2 separate regions of the Homo sapiens genome follow, and region 2 is linked to region 1. The links are chromatin contacts, found by Hi-C or POLR2A ChIA-PET in ENCODE. All regions are on one chromosome and are shown on one strand. The core of a region is the stretch at or near the end of the contact, and the rest is flanking DNA. Distances in the headings are between cores, read along the strand shown. Region 1 holds the start of AICDA (activation induced cytidine deaminase). Region 2 holds the start of RIMKLB (ribosomal modification protein rimK like family member B).

Region 1 (6,765 bases), core at 2,792-5,291:
TGGATTATACTGATTGCATGTGTGATTTTGTACTCTGCTGCTTTTTTAACTAGTCAAAATGATCTAAATATCTTGCTATGTTGTTCCCACATAATGACTGATTTCTCCTCCTCTTTGTTTTCTGGCTCCTAGCACAGTGTCTTGCATATCATAAGCACTAATTTGAATAGCATTTGTGGAAATACTCTGGTAACCCAAGTTTCCTTAAAGAAATCAAGAGTCCCCATTGCAGCTGCAGACAGCAACACAAGCTGTACAGCATGGTTGATATGAAAGCACAAGTGATGCCTGGATTTTGTCCCTAGTCTTTTCCAGAAATGCATTTATCCAATTTGTGGAGCTAGTGCTGTCACCTAATGGTACGGGGCAGAAGTGCAGAGAATTTGCGAAGTAAAGGGCTCAGGAATTTGAATAACGTTTGCTGGCAAGAGAATTGAAAGTTTTCTTACACATTATTTTTTCTTACATTGAGGTATAATTTACATACAGTAAACTCCACCCATTTAAGATGCATAATTCTACGAATATTTTTGGATGTAAACACCCCAAACTGCTACCACAGTCAGGATACAGAACCTGAATCACCACCCTCACCCCACCAGAGCTTCTTCCCTCTTTGCAGTCCTTCCCCTCCCCACAGGACAACCACTGATTTGCTTTCTTTTTTTCCCATTTTTGTGGAGAATGGAGTTTCACTGTGTTGCCCAGGCTGGTCTTGAACTCCTGAGTTCTAGCAATCTTCCCACGTGGCCTCTCAAAGTGCTGGGATTACAGGTGTGAGCCTCTATGCCTGCCCTGATTTGCTTTCTGTAACTATAAGTTACTTTCATTTTCTAGAATTTCGTATGGCATACATTATCTCCTCCTTCATGTCTGACTCTTTCATTTAGCGTCATGACTTTGGGATTCATCCCCAAGTAGCTTCTTTGTACTGCAGGGTGGTATTCCATTGCATGGATATAGCACATTTTGTTTATTTGTTCACTTGTTGATGGATATTTGGATAGTCTCTACTTTGGGGTTTTGTGAATAAAGGTACTATGAACATTCACGTACCAGTCTTTGTGTGGATATACATTGAGAATTGATATTTTAATAATGTAGTGCAGGTGACAGACCCTGACTTTAAAAGTTAAATACCAAAATATCAGCCTAACTAAGTAGCTCATCTAGGACAACAGCTCTTTGTAGTTGTTTCCATTTATTTTTAATTTTTCTTCTTATTTTTTTGAGGCAAGGTCTGGTCCTGTCACCCAGGCTGGAGTGCAGTGGCGCAAGCACTGCTCAGTGCAGCCTTGACCTCCTGGGCTCCAACGATTCTCCTGCCTCAGCCCCCTAGTAGCTGGGACCACAGGCACATGCCACCATGCCCGGCTAATTTTTGTTATAGAAACAGCGTTTTGCCATGTTGCTCAGGCTGGTCTTGAACTCCAGGGCTCAAGCGATCCACCCACCTCAGCCTCCCAGAGTGCTGGGATTACAGGCGTGAGCCACCACACCTGGCTGTCTGTTTCACTTTAAATGTCTCCCCTCACGTACATGAAGCTTACTGGAAAGCACTTTAAACTTTAGGCAGCAAACTAGATTTATTGCCAGTATACACATTACATAAGGTAAAAATTAGCCATATTATTTTAAAATTTAAAATGCATATTTTAATCTAAATGGATCCTAGGCCAGATGCAGTGGCTCATGACTGTATCCCAACACTTTGGGAGGCCAAGGCAGGAGGATTGCTTGAGCCCAGGAGTTCAAGACTGCAGAAAGCTATGATTGCACCACTGCACTCCAGCCTGGGTAACAGGGTGAGATTGTCTTTTAAAAAATCAAAAACATAAAAAACATAAAATGAATACTAAAAAAGATCCAATAATAATTAGCTTTATTTTAAAAGGATAATAATTTTTATGGTAATTACCATAGTACCAACCACCATTACTATTACTATATTAGCATATAATAACCCTTTGTATATATAAGCTCAACACATAATAGGTGCTTAATAAGTACAGAAGAAAAGAAATTCTCTCTTTGAGGCCCAGTGTTAAACAGATTAAGCATCATCTCTTACCAATAAATCCCTCTTATATTAACTTACCCTCCTGGGCTGTGTAGATGAGAAAGGCAGAGGAATCTACATCTTTTTACATGCACCTTGGTTGGCGGGGTGTGTGTTTGTGTGTGTGTGTGTGTGTGTGTGTGTGTGTGTGTGTGTGTGTGTGGAGAGAGAGAGAGCCTTATCATAAGGAAGAAAAAGTGTCCTGGAAGTATAGATAAGAAGGATGTGGCATAGATAAAGGACTTTGGGTGGATTTTTGGGTCCTACTCTACATGAAAATACAATAAGCCTACACTGTTTCTGTCACATGTTACCAGTCAGAGTGAAATGAATTGCGTGATCCTGACCTGCTAGTTAACTTTGTTGATCCATTACTTCCCTTCTCTGGTTAGGGGCCTGTTTCCAGCTCCCTGTTCTCGTCATTTCTGTCCTGAGTAGGAAGGACTTTACCGAGGGAGTGTTTCAGGCTTGCAGGCTGACAGCTGCTCTGGACAGCTGTGCTCCCTGAGGCAGAACCCTAGCTGCATCCCCAGCCGTGCAAACCAGAAACAAGCGGGTTAAAAATAATCCTGACCAAGTCATTTTGCCATCACTAATGAGCTCTACAGATACTGTCCTCCTTAATGATAATATATTTCCCTTCTGTCCTGTTGAATTTCATCTTTTCTCCTTTTCTGTCTTTCTCTGAATTTCAACTGCTGATTTTACCTTTGCTTTCCATTTTACTTTGAACAAGTATTTCCAATGGACCCTTCACAAGGACCTATAGCTCAGACTTGTTTTCAAAATCTCAGTGTAAACTGAGGAGACATTTGACATTGTCTGACCTCAAGAAAATTTTCTGAAGAACATTAAATCCTCCATTAAAAATCTTTATTCTGTATATTGGATGTGATGGCTCATGTCTATAATTCCAGCACTTTAGGAGGCCCAGGCAGGAGGATCGCTTGGGCCAGGACTTAGAGACCAGCCTCGGCTGGGCTAAGACCCTGTCTCTACAAAAAAATATATTTTTAAAAAATCTTTATTCTGTAATGTAAGTTCTTTATAAAGGAGTTAAATTGAGGTAAAGTATAAGGATTAGGTGTTATTCTCATACATCCATAGTAATCATAAATGTAGGAATAGAATAAGTTCTATGACAATAACCTATCAAAAACTGCACATAAAGACATTATGAGGACCTTAACCAAATTCACACCTAAGAGGTAAGTTAAGCTACGTCTGAACAAATGGAAAGATTAGTTAATAGTAAAAGTGCCATTAACTGCCTAACAATTGGGCCTTTAACATTAAATAACTTGCTTGAATGAATTTGTCTCCTTATAATGGACACAATCATAGTGACTTTCAAGCAATTAATTTAGAATGCTTGGCATTTCTAAAATTACAAATTTTCTTACTATAGCTAAATTATTTCAGTAACGCCTCCCTAGGAAAGTGTGTCTTCAAGTTGTTTTACTGTTGAATATTTACAAAATTATTACGAAAATTAGCACTACCGTTTTTAGTACAGTACTGCTATTACCTTTTCATGATTTGAGTCTCTAAAGATTTGCTATGTTAATATTATTACCATAAATTAGTTTCAACCATGGTACAAATCTCAGGACGAATCAGTACATTGTACGCACTACTTCTTTTGCCACATGAAAAAGAGGGAAATCAAGAGAAGTCTGAAACAGAAAGAATTGGGCTGACAGCGTATAAGATCTGAATAGAAGAAAAGGAGACAGATCAAAAAATATATATGCATATTGATCAAGCTGATCTTATCAGTCAGACAGTTACATGAGAGAAAGGGATAGCTACCAGTCTCATTACTCAGATTTGCTCTGAGAGGAAGGCCAGTGCAATCACCCACGAGAAGACTGCCTCTTTACCTGTCCATAGTGGTGTCCAGAGTGTCTTCTTGCCTCCCTGCAAGTCTCAGGCCAGAAAAATCTCACTTCAATTAATGATGGTTCTCTGTCTTAGTCTGACAGTGCATTGGCCCTTCACATTCAAATTTGAGCTTGCCCTTTTGGGCTCCTCCCCTGACAGCATCACCCCCACCAGGTACCCCAACGGCCTTGCTCCTGATTTGGATCCAGTGAAGATGGGTGGGTGGGGCTGTCATAGGCAGAGTCACACAGGTTAAACCATTGAGGGCAGCTCTGCTTTAATGTTTAGGTTCCTTTGGGGCTGCTGCTCTAAAAGCCCAGTCCATGCTCCATAGCTAGCAAAGATCAGGAGGCAGTAACAGTAGACACTTCAATTATAATCATGATAACACAAAATAAAAGCACAATGAGAATAGTAATATTTATGTAAATACCTTAAAGAGCATTTAAATAGCTTCTTGGGTTATTGTGTTGAAGAGCCTCAGATAGCCTCTAATTCCCCCATATTCCCACAGTCTCTCTGAACCTCAGTACAGACAGGCACTAGCAGCTCCTGCTTTGCAGTTAAGCAAATGAACTCAGTTATATAGAATTTAGAACACAAAAATTTTGCCTCCCAAACCATGGATTTTTTTCTTTCTGATTGCATTACAAGAATTGCTTGAAGACTAGATATTTACACCAAAGAGTGATTTTTGCATGAGCCATCTTTTTTAGAAAAAAAAAAAATCCTTAATTTGGAGTCAGAAGCAGCAGCAGTCCCCCAAAATACAAAAATGCTTGTTTCACCAGACAGATTCAGTGTCTAACTGGCTGCACTGAATTTGGAAAACAGGCTAAGATCTTCAAATAAAAGACTTTAATTTTGTGCTCTCATAGAACTTGGTCTATTAAAGATTTTATTTCTCTCTCCTACTGTAGCCCATATGCATTCTATTTATTCACTGAGTAGATACTTCATGCCTACTGTTAATGGAAACTATGCCAGGTGCTAGGGATGCAATGCTAAGCAATGCAGCTAGGGTCTCTGCTCTCTTCCTGCCTCAAGCCTTTGATACCATCTATACCTTGATGATTTTCAAATCAATAGCCCTAGCTTGGACCATGTATTCGTCTGTTCTCACACTGCTAATAAAGACATGCCTGAGACTGGGTAATTTATAAAGGAAAGAGGTTTAGTTGACTCACAGTTCCACATGGCTGGGGAGGCCTCACAATCATGGCAGAAGAGCAAGGGACATCTTACATGGTGGTAGGCAAGAGAGAGCTCACGCAGGGGGAAATCCCTTTATAAAACCATCAGATCTTGTGAGACTTATTCACTATCATGAGAACAGCATGGGAAAGACCCACCCCCATTGTTCAACTACCTCCCACTGGGTCCCTCCCATGACATGTGGGAATTGTGGGAACTACAATTCAAGATGAGATTTGGGTGGGGACACAGGCAAATCTATCAGACCACTTCTTGAAACTCAAGACAAGTGTATCCAGCTTCCCTCTCAGAATCTCCATTTGGATGTCTGAGCACCTCCAGCCTGTCTAAAACAGAACCCCTGTTCTCTGCCTTACCTACTCTTCTTGCCGTCTTTCCCATCTCAATAAACAGCAGTATTCTTCCAATTGCTTGGCAAAACCTGGGCAGAGTGTCTCTCAGCTCCTCTCTTTCTTTTAAATTCCATGCACACTCCATTAGCAAATCCTGTTATCTCTGCTTCCAGAATATAGCCACAAACTGACCACTTCTCACTACCTCCAGGTCCAAGCAACCTGGATTATTGCATTTTGCTTCCCAACTGGCCTTCCTGCCTCCCCCTTCTTCGATTACAGTCTGTTCTCCACATGGCAACTAGAGTATTCCTTCTGGAATATTTAAGGTCATGTCACTCCCCTGTCATAACCCTCCATGGCTTCCCATTCTCTCAGTATAGGCCAGCAGCCTGAGATGGCCCACAAGCCCCTCTACCGTCTGCTCTGCTTCACCCCTCTGGCTGCATCTCCTTCCACTCTCTCCCTTGCTCACGCAAAGAGCGCACACTCCTTCCTCTGCCCTTGAGGTCCCTCTGCTGAAATGTTATTTTTTGTGTATGGTTGTGGCTTACACCATCATATATTTTATGTCCTTATTCAAATACTGTCCGGTATTTGAGATTTGTCCTAGTCACCATATCTAAAATGTCAACAAAATCTCACCATTCTGACACTCCCTTGCCTCCATCCCCTAAATTATTTTTCTCTTTAGCACTTATCACTTAAAATACACTCCTAAGTAAACTAAAGACAAGTAAAATAATCTGTTTAAATTATTTTTTAATTAGCCATGAGATTCAAAATAATAATTATAATTATTTCTAATAATTATGTAATAATAATAATTATTATTTTGAGGAGGGTCTCTCTCTGTCACCCAGGCTGCACTACAGTGACATGAACATGGCTCACTGCAGGCCTTGACCTCCTGGGCTCAAGTGACACTCCTGCCTCAGCCTCCCGAGGAGCTGAGACTACAGGAATGTGCCACCACACCCAGCTCATTTTTGTATTTTTCTTTAGAGACGAGGCCTTTCCATGTTGACCAGGCTGGTGTCGAACTCCTGGGGTCAAGTGATCTGCCCATATCAGCCTTCCAAAGTGCTGGGATTACAGGCGTGAGCCACTGCACCTGGCCTTGTCTAAATTATTATTGCTGAAAAAATTCCTCAGGGCACCAGCAAGATAGTAGACGGTAGTTGCCTTTGGCACTCTCAGTTTTATAGGACAGTTGGTCAAGGAGCAGAATGGAGACTCCTAATTCATCTGCAGCGTCAACTGGAAGGTGCAGGC
Region 2 (6,765 bases), core at 1,505-4,004, 85 kb after region 1:
GAAAAATATTAATTCACTGGTTAAAAATGTGTGGTGCATGATTATGTCAAGAAAAACTACTTAAAATATTTTTGAGCAGGTGTTGCTACCCAAAGGAGATGTGAGTCCACAGCCGCCTAAACATATCAACCATGAATTCTCAAAGATTATGACTGAATGTATGTACAGCCTTTCTGAACCTTGGGTTTCCAATATGGAAATGGTGTAAATAATTTTTGCCCCCTTATTACTTCATATAAAAAGTATGATGTATGAATTTGATCATTACTCACATAAACATTATCTTAACAATATCATGATAATGGTAATGTGTTTAAGCCTTATCATTGGCTTTTTTTAAATACCCTCCTGAGCTTTGTTTTACTCCCTATTAGCTTAAGTCAAAAGCAACGTTGTTACATACATGAGAATATCTTAGAATGTGTATGGCACATAGAAGCAATAAATTGAATAGCAACTTTTTTTTTTTTTTTTTTTGAGACAGAGTTTTGCTCTTGTTGCCCAGGCTGGAGTGCAATGGCACCATCTCGGCCTGAAACCTCCACCTCCCAGGTTCAAGCGATTCTCCTGCCTCAGCCTCCTGAGTAGCTGGGATTACAGGCGTGCGCTATCACGCCTGGCTAATTTTGTATTTTTAGTAGAGACAAGGTTTCTCTATGCTGGTCAGGCTGGTCCAAAACTCCCGACCTCAGGTGATTCGCCTGCCTCAGCCTCCCAAAGTGCTGGGATTACAGGCGTGAGCCACCGCGCCCTGCCCTGAATAACAACTTTTAAGGGCAAGTGGCAAGTGAGTTAATAGTCATACTTCCTATCCTCAGTTTCACCAGTACAACCCACTTTTTCTGGGGATGCAGTTACCACGAATTGGATTCCTTAAGAGTGGGACTGAAGGAATAGGTTAATTAAATATTATTATTGATCCTCTGTACATTTTTTTCCCTGTGTCAATTTCACTGTGTTTATTTTGTCAGATTTTCAGTGTTAGTATCTCTGTGCTCAAGCTTCCCTTGATCACAAAATGCTTCTCTTGGTCTTGGAGTTGAATATACTTTATGTCCCAGGGGGCTGAATATCAGAGTGGAAGTAAATAGCAACAATTTAGTTCTGTAGACCTTATCCCCTTTGTTCTCAAGATAGTGTATCTATCTTATAGGGCGTTTGTTCCTCTAAATTTTGTAAACCAACTAGACGCCTATCCTAGGTTACTCTCACTGACCTAACATTATAATAGCACTAAACACTTTGAACAGCACTTGATCTGTGTCAGCTGTTAAATATTATATACTTATTAACTCATTTACTCCTTATGACAACTCCATGAAGTAGGTGACTATTTTTATCCTCACTTTTACAGCTCAGCAGATAAAGATACAGAGAGGTTAAGTTACTGCAGAGGTTCACATAGGGAGTGGAACCATAAATCCAATCCGGGCAGTCTGGATCCAGAAGTTACCACCCTGGGTTATGCTACATCTTTTAAAGGACTCTCGAGACGCTGAAGGAAATTAGTCAAAAAATTTTTTAAAAGCAGAAAATGAAATTATATTGTCAATTGACTGGGAGAGGAGCAGTGAAAAGTTGTTGGCTGAGGTCACTGAGACAGGGCTGAGACCAGCAAGAAGGCAAACTGGTGAGCACATTACCGTACCTCACACCTGGTGTCTCTGGTGACTGAAGTTATTTGGAAGTGAATCTTCCATGTAAACCTGGGAGGTCGTCTGTAGCCCTTTTTTTTTCTCCTTAAGAAAATGTAATAGCGTAGTTGAACATTCATATTCTTAGCCTCCTTTGGGCTATACTTTTATTTTTTATACATAGTTTTAGAATTTACAAAATGCTCTTAAAATATCTCATTTCATTCTCACAACGACTCCGGACTGTACTCTTTTATCTTTTCACAACAAAGGCTCAGAGGAAGCGTAGCAACTAACTTGTCCAAGGTTTACGCCGGTTTCTAGGGGGCAGAGCTGGCGCTATCCACCCCGCCTGTATCTCCAAACCCGCTTCAGCCAGGAAATTTATCATGTGGTTTTAAATTTGCCTCTCAATATACAGAGGTACTGTCTTTACTCCAGTCCCGGATAAAGACCTTCTAGGTATGAATGATCTTTGTCTCCATATCTTTGCCTACCGGAGGGAGGAACCACCGTAAGCGGAGACTCCGGGCGGCGGCCGGCGGAAGGGCTGGGCGGGAGGCGTCGGGATGCCGGCAGGACCCTGCGCCCGAGGGGGTAGGGGGCTCGTGTCGGGGTTCCAGGCGCAGATTGATGGGGCCTAAGCAGGGAATGTGAGGGCGGGGAGGGCGTACAACGGAAGGGACTAATCTCGCGGTTTCGAGTTGGGAGCAAACCTCGCCCCCCACCCCCCCCATCCGTTTCCCTTTCTCAGTGAAGACGGTTTGGGGGCGGGTGGGGAGGCGCGTCCTCGGAGCGCCCTCGCGCTCCCTTTTCGCTCCCCGCGCGCGATCCATCGCCTCTCTTCCCCCGAGGCCAGCGATGGCTCGGGTGCGGGCGAGGAGCTGGGAGGGCGGCTCTCGACGCAGGTGTCAGATCCGCTCGGCAGTGCTCGGCGCGCTGGCCCGGCCCCCAGCTCCTCCGGCCGCCGCCCCCCGCCCGCCGCGCCGCGGCGCCAGGAGGGCGGGGCCGGGGCGCGCGCCGCTCCTCAGCAAGCGGGCGGGCGGCGTTCGGTCTGAGGGAGCGGGGCGGTCTCCGCCGGCGTCGCGCGCGCTGTGTGTGAGCGGGGTCGCGCGCGCGCGCGGCAGGCGAGTGAGGGAACGAGGAGCGGCCGGGTGTGAGTGTGTGGGAGTGAGAGTGTGTGGGAGTGGGGTGAGGGAGAAGCTGACGGGACGCGAGGCTGTGAGAAACTGGGCGAGTGTGCGAGGACGCCCGGCCAGCCTGCGGGAGCCGCAGTCGGCGGAGGAGAAAGGAGGCGGCTCCCGGTATCCCGACCCCCTCCCCCTCCTCTCCTTCCCCCACTTCCAGCCGCCCGGCGGCCCGCGCTTCCTCGAAGGCCCCAGCCCGGCTCAGTCGGCCGAGAGCGAGGGAGGAGCCCCCCGACCCAGGTGAGCGGTACGACCGCTGTTGCCCTCGGGTGTAGAGCAGTGAGGCGAAGGCGCGCCCTCCCGAGTGGGCGAGTTCAGCGGAATGGATCCCCCGATTAGCGGGGGCTGGGCCGGGGAGGGGACCGGCCCGAGCGCGCCCGGGGTCCGGGGCTAGTTGAGGCCGGTGGTCGCCGCTCCGCGGAGTCGGTGGGGAGCGAGGCGGGGCCCGGCCTTCGCGCGTGTGCCGGGAGGCGCCGGCCCGTGGCGTGTGCGTGCGACCGGGCGAGCCGTGTCGAGGGGGCGGCGACTTCGGGCGTGTAAGGAGTATGGTTTCCCCGCCGGCGAGGGGGTGTGGTAACCCCGGGAACGCCGGCTGGAGTCGGACCCGCGGGCTGCTGACCTGTCCTCGGGATTGCGGCGACACTCCCCCTCCCCCCCCTTCCCACAAATTCTATGGAGCGACCGCGGGAGGAGGATCACGTGGTGCGGTCCCGCAGCTACTGTATTCGATTCCACGTTTTCCTCCTTACGTGTAAATTTTAGAGAGTGTGACAGTCATTCCATCTTTTCCTTTGACAGTCTCTGAATGAGAAGGGGATGACCAAATAATTGCTTGTCCAGTTTTGATTCTTTAAAAATTTGAGCATGATGTAAATATTACACTACTTGCCCCTCACCCCCCCCCAAAAAAAACCCAAACCAGAGTGGTAATAATTTCAATCTCCCCTTATTAATATGTCCTTATCTCTGATCACACATTTGTTATTTCACTGTTTTATCCCATTTGTATTGGCGAATAGCGATGGGGTGGTAATTCTGTTCTGTGAGGGGTTATTGCACTAACCATGCTCAATGCAACTGCTATGTAAATTCTTTCAGTATGCTGTCATTTTCCCATTAGTTATATATATTGTTACCACATCTTTGTGGAGTTAGGTTCAACTCTAAATAGGTATAGAAAGTATATGGGCAGCCTACTATGCAGATTTTTTTTTGTGGGCTTGGTATGTTCATTATATTTATGGGTGTTCTTAATTATTAACTATAACCATTTAAATTGAAATGTTTTTAAATCTCATTTTTGTTACTTTCACAATATTGGGTACCTTAAAGGTCATTTCTTCTATTTTAAAAAATGATTTCTTAAAAGCAATTATGAGAATACTTTTAAGATATTCATTTGGAATAAAACACTCTCTGAAATTCCGGTCTCAGAGATTTAACATTTATTTCCTAAATTTTAGTATGCAACCCTCTAATTTTAAAAATAATCATAGTTAAATTTCTTTTCCAATGGTTACTGTTTTATTTGGTTAGTGTGTCAAAGGGGAGGAGGCCTATTTTGTCTTGAGGTAATCCTATTTTATTCTTTTCTATCTTGGTTAGTGCTGTTAATTTCCTTCTTTCATGTCATTGATTTAGTTGTTAGTTTGGCAACATGGCTGTTGATGTTTTTTATCTTTCTCTGTCTCCCTTTTTTCTCTCTTGTCTTCTCTTACCCCTACCAGGTGCTGGAGTCTGCTTGTCAGGGAGGGGGGCAGTCTGTGATTCTGAGAACAGAGCCAAGAAGGGGAACAGCAAATTCAGTCACAGACAATCCTCCACTCGGTCAAGAGCCACTTTTCTCTTCCTGCCTTGCCCCCCCGCAGGGGGTAAGGAACTGAGCGTTTAATCTTTAGCCGGTTGGCTACCAGCTAAAATTCTACTTATCTTAGTTTCTAGTGGATAGCTTTCTTATTTTGCCCATGTTTTCTTAGAATCCCTGTTTAATATACTTTTGTCAGTAGTAGTATCTAGGAGTAGCAGGGAGAGTGACAATAAATTAGCCCCTTCTTTTTTCCCTTGTCATTCAGGCCCCTTTTCCTCTCCAGAGGGAAATTACCAGTAAACTCTTCTAAATCTTCCACCCCTTCTCAGTCATACTGTGAAGAAACACACTAAAGTGGACATTATTTGACCAGTGAACACGAACCCAGCTTCAGGCATTGGTTTGTTGTGGCACATGGAGAAACATCTCTTTTAAAATATCTCCCAATTACCCTTTTCACAATTTGTATCCACCTAGGATTTGCTGCTGGGGTAAGTCACTAGATTTATTTCTCAAAGCTCCCCTCTCTATGAGCTGAAAGACTGACCAACCATGAACACTAGTAGGGGATGGGGAAAGGGGACAGAGCAGAGCCAGTTGTTCCACACTTTGGGAAGCAGGAGTAGCTTTTATCATCTTCCTCTGGGGAGCAGGCATAGAGACATAAACTGAGTGAAAATGGGTGGAGGAAGAACTTCTATACCCACGAACAACATGTGAAGAGAGAGAACCAAACATAAAGTAAGGAGGGTGAGTTTTATTGTATGTTGCTTGCTGACAACTGTTTTGGGGGCGCTTCAGTGATATACATTCATAGAAAGACTTTGTTTTATGGCAGATTAGTTTACAAAGAGTATTCTGCAAGTGGGATTAAGTCACAAGCAAATGAGAAAAGAGCCTCTAGAAATTGTAATTATGTGGCCTGGCGCAGTGGCTCACACCTGTAATCCCAGCACTTTGGGAGGATGAGGCAAGCTGATCACTTGAGGTCAGGAGTTTGAAACCAGCCTGGCCAACATGGCGAAACCCTGTCTCTGTGAAAAATATAAAAAGTAGCTGGGCATGGTGACGCACACCTGTAGTCACAGCTACTCAGGAGGCTGAGGCACAAGAATCGCTTGAACCTGGGAGGTGGAGGTTGCGGTGAGCCGAAATTTTATCACTGCACTCCAGCTTGGGCAACAGAGCAAGACTGTCTCAAAAAAAAAGAAAAAAGAAACTGTAATACGTTATTAGAATCTGAGGGAGGAGGAGACTGCGATAGTGAAAAAAGTATTATTTTTAAATGTTAGCTGTGCTGATATGTGCAGTTGTTTCAAGAGGTTGAGTAGGGAGATTACGTACAGATGTTGGAAATTGTCTCTTAATTGTCTCGGAATTTTCTGCTTGTCATATGAGGGATTGTTAAATAAGATAGTACCTCCAAAAGTATCTACGTAATACATTTTAGATTTATATGCCATATGTATCTGTGTACATGTTAGGTTTGTAGAAAAGTACTGACTTTCTGGCTTCATGGTAACTAATGCCATGGTGTTATTTTTAATGTTTTCTTTTTCAGTGTTTTTTTTTTCCCCTCTCAAAATTGGCTTGGAGGACAAAAGCCACAGAGCTAGCCAGCTCTACTCCCCTAGAGGCTGGTCTGCATGGAACCCATCTGTTTATATCTTTTTTCTTCTTTCTGAAATTATGTTTTTGTTTTTTTTCTAACTTTGTTAACAAAGCTAATCATTTCTGGATCAGTTATATGACCGTTATGGGAAGTAAGCACAGGCCTGATCTCTTTTTTTTTTTTTTTTTAAGAGAACCCGAAAACATTAATTAGGAATTTTGGATAGCTACATTTAGATTTTACAGGGGCCAGGTGCGGTGGCTCACACCTGTAATCCCAGCACTTTGGGAGGCTGAGGCAGGCGGATCACTTGAGGTCAGGAGTTTGAGACCAGCCTGGCCAAAATGGCAAAACCCCATCTCTACTAAAAATACAAAAATTAGCCAGGTGTGGTGGTGTGCGTCTGTAATCTCAGCTACTCGGGGGGGCTGAGGCAGGAGAATTGCATTAACCCTGGAGGCAGAGGTTGCAGTGAGCTTAGACTGTACCACTGCACTCAAGTCTGGGTCAAAGAGCAAGACTCCA

Evidence for each region. A loop is a pair of places that touch in the nucleus more often than their neighbours do. ChIA-PET counts read pairs that join two places held with the same protein, here RNA polymerase II (POLR2A). Pooled maps may share reads with other maps.
Region 2: a loop to region 1 is called in a pooled map, with 6 times the contacts of the local background. The contact joins the promoter of RIMKLB here to the promoter of AICDA in region 1. A Hi-C loop is called at or near these places in 2 of 168 maps with a recorded cell type or tissue (OCI-LY7 and chondrocyte), 5 of 37 single-sample maps with no recorded cell type and 6 of 50 pooled maps. POLR2A ChIA-PET finds 5 or more read pairs at or near these places in 5 of 52 experiments (HEK293T, MCF 10A, OCI-LY7 and 2 more).

The regions. Positions count from the first base shown.
Region 1 is chr12:8,608,818-8,615,582 of GRCh38, forward strand. It overlaps AICDA (activation induced cytidine deaminase), which reads right to left and starts at 4,042. Exons shown (of 5, transcript NM_020661.4): 1 at 3,943-4,042. The coding sequence starts at 3,950.
Region 2 is chr12:8,695,237-8,702,001 of GRCh38, forward strand. It overlaps RIMKLB (ribosomal modification protein rimK like family member B), which reads left to right and starts at 2,755. Exons shown (of 6, transcript NM_001297776.2): 1 at 2,755-3,061. RefSeq lists silencers at 2,560-2,659, 3,190-3,359 and an enhancer at 2,584-3,550.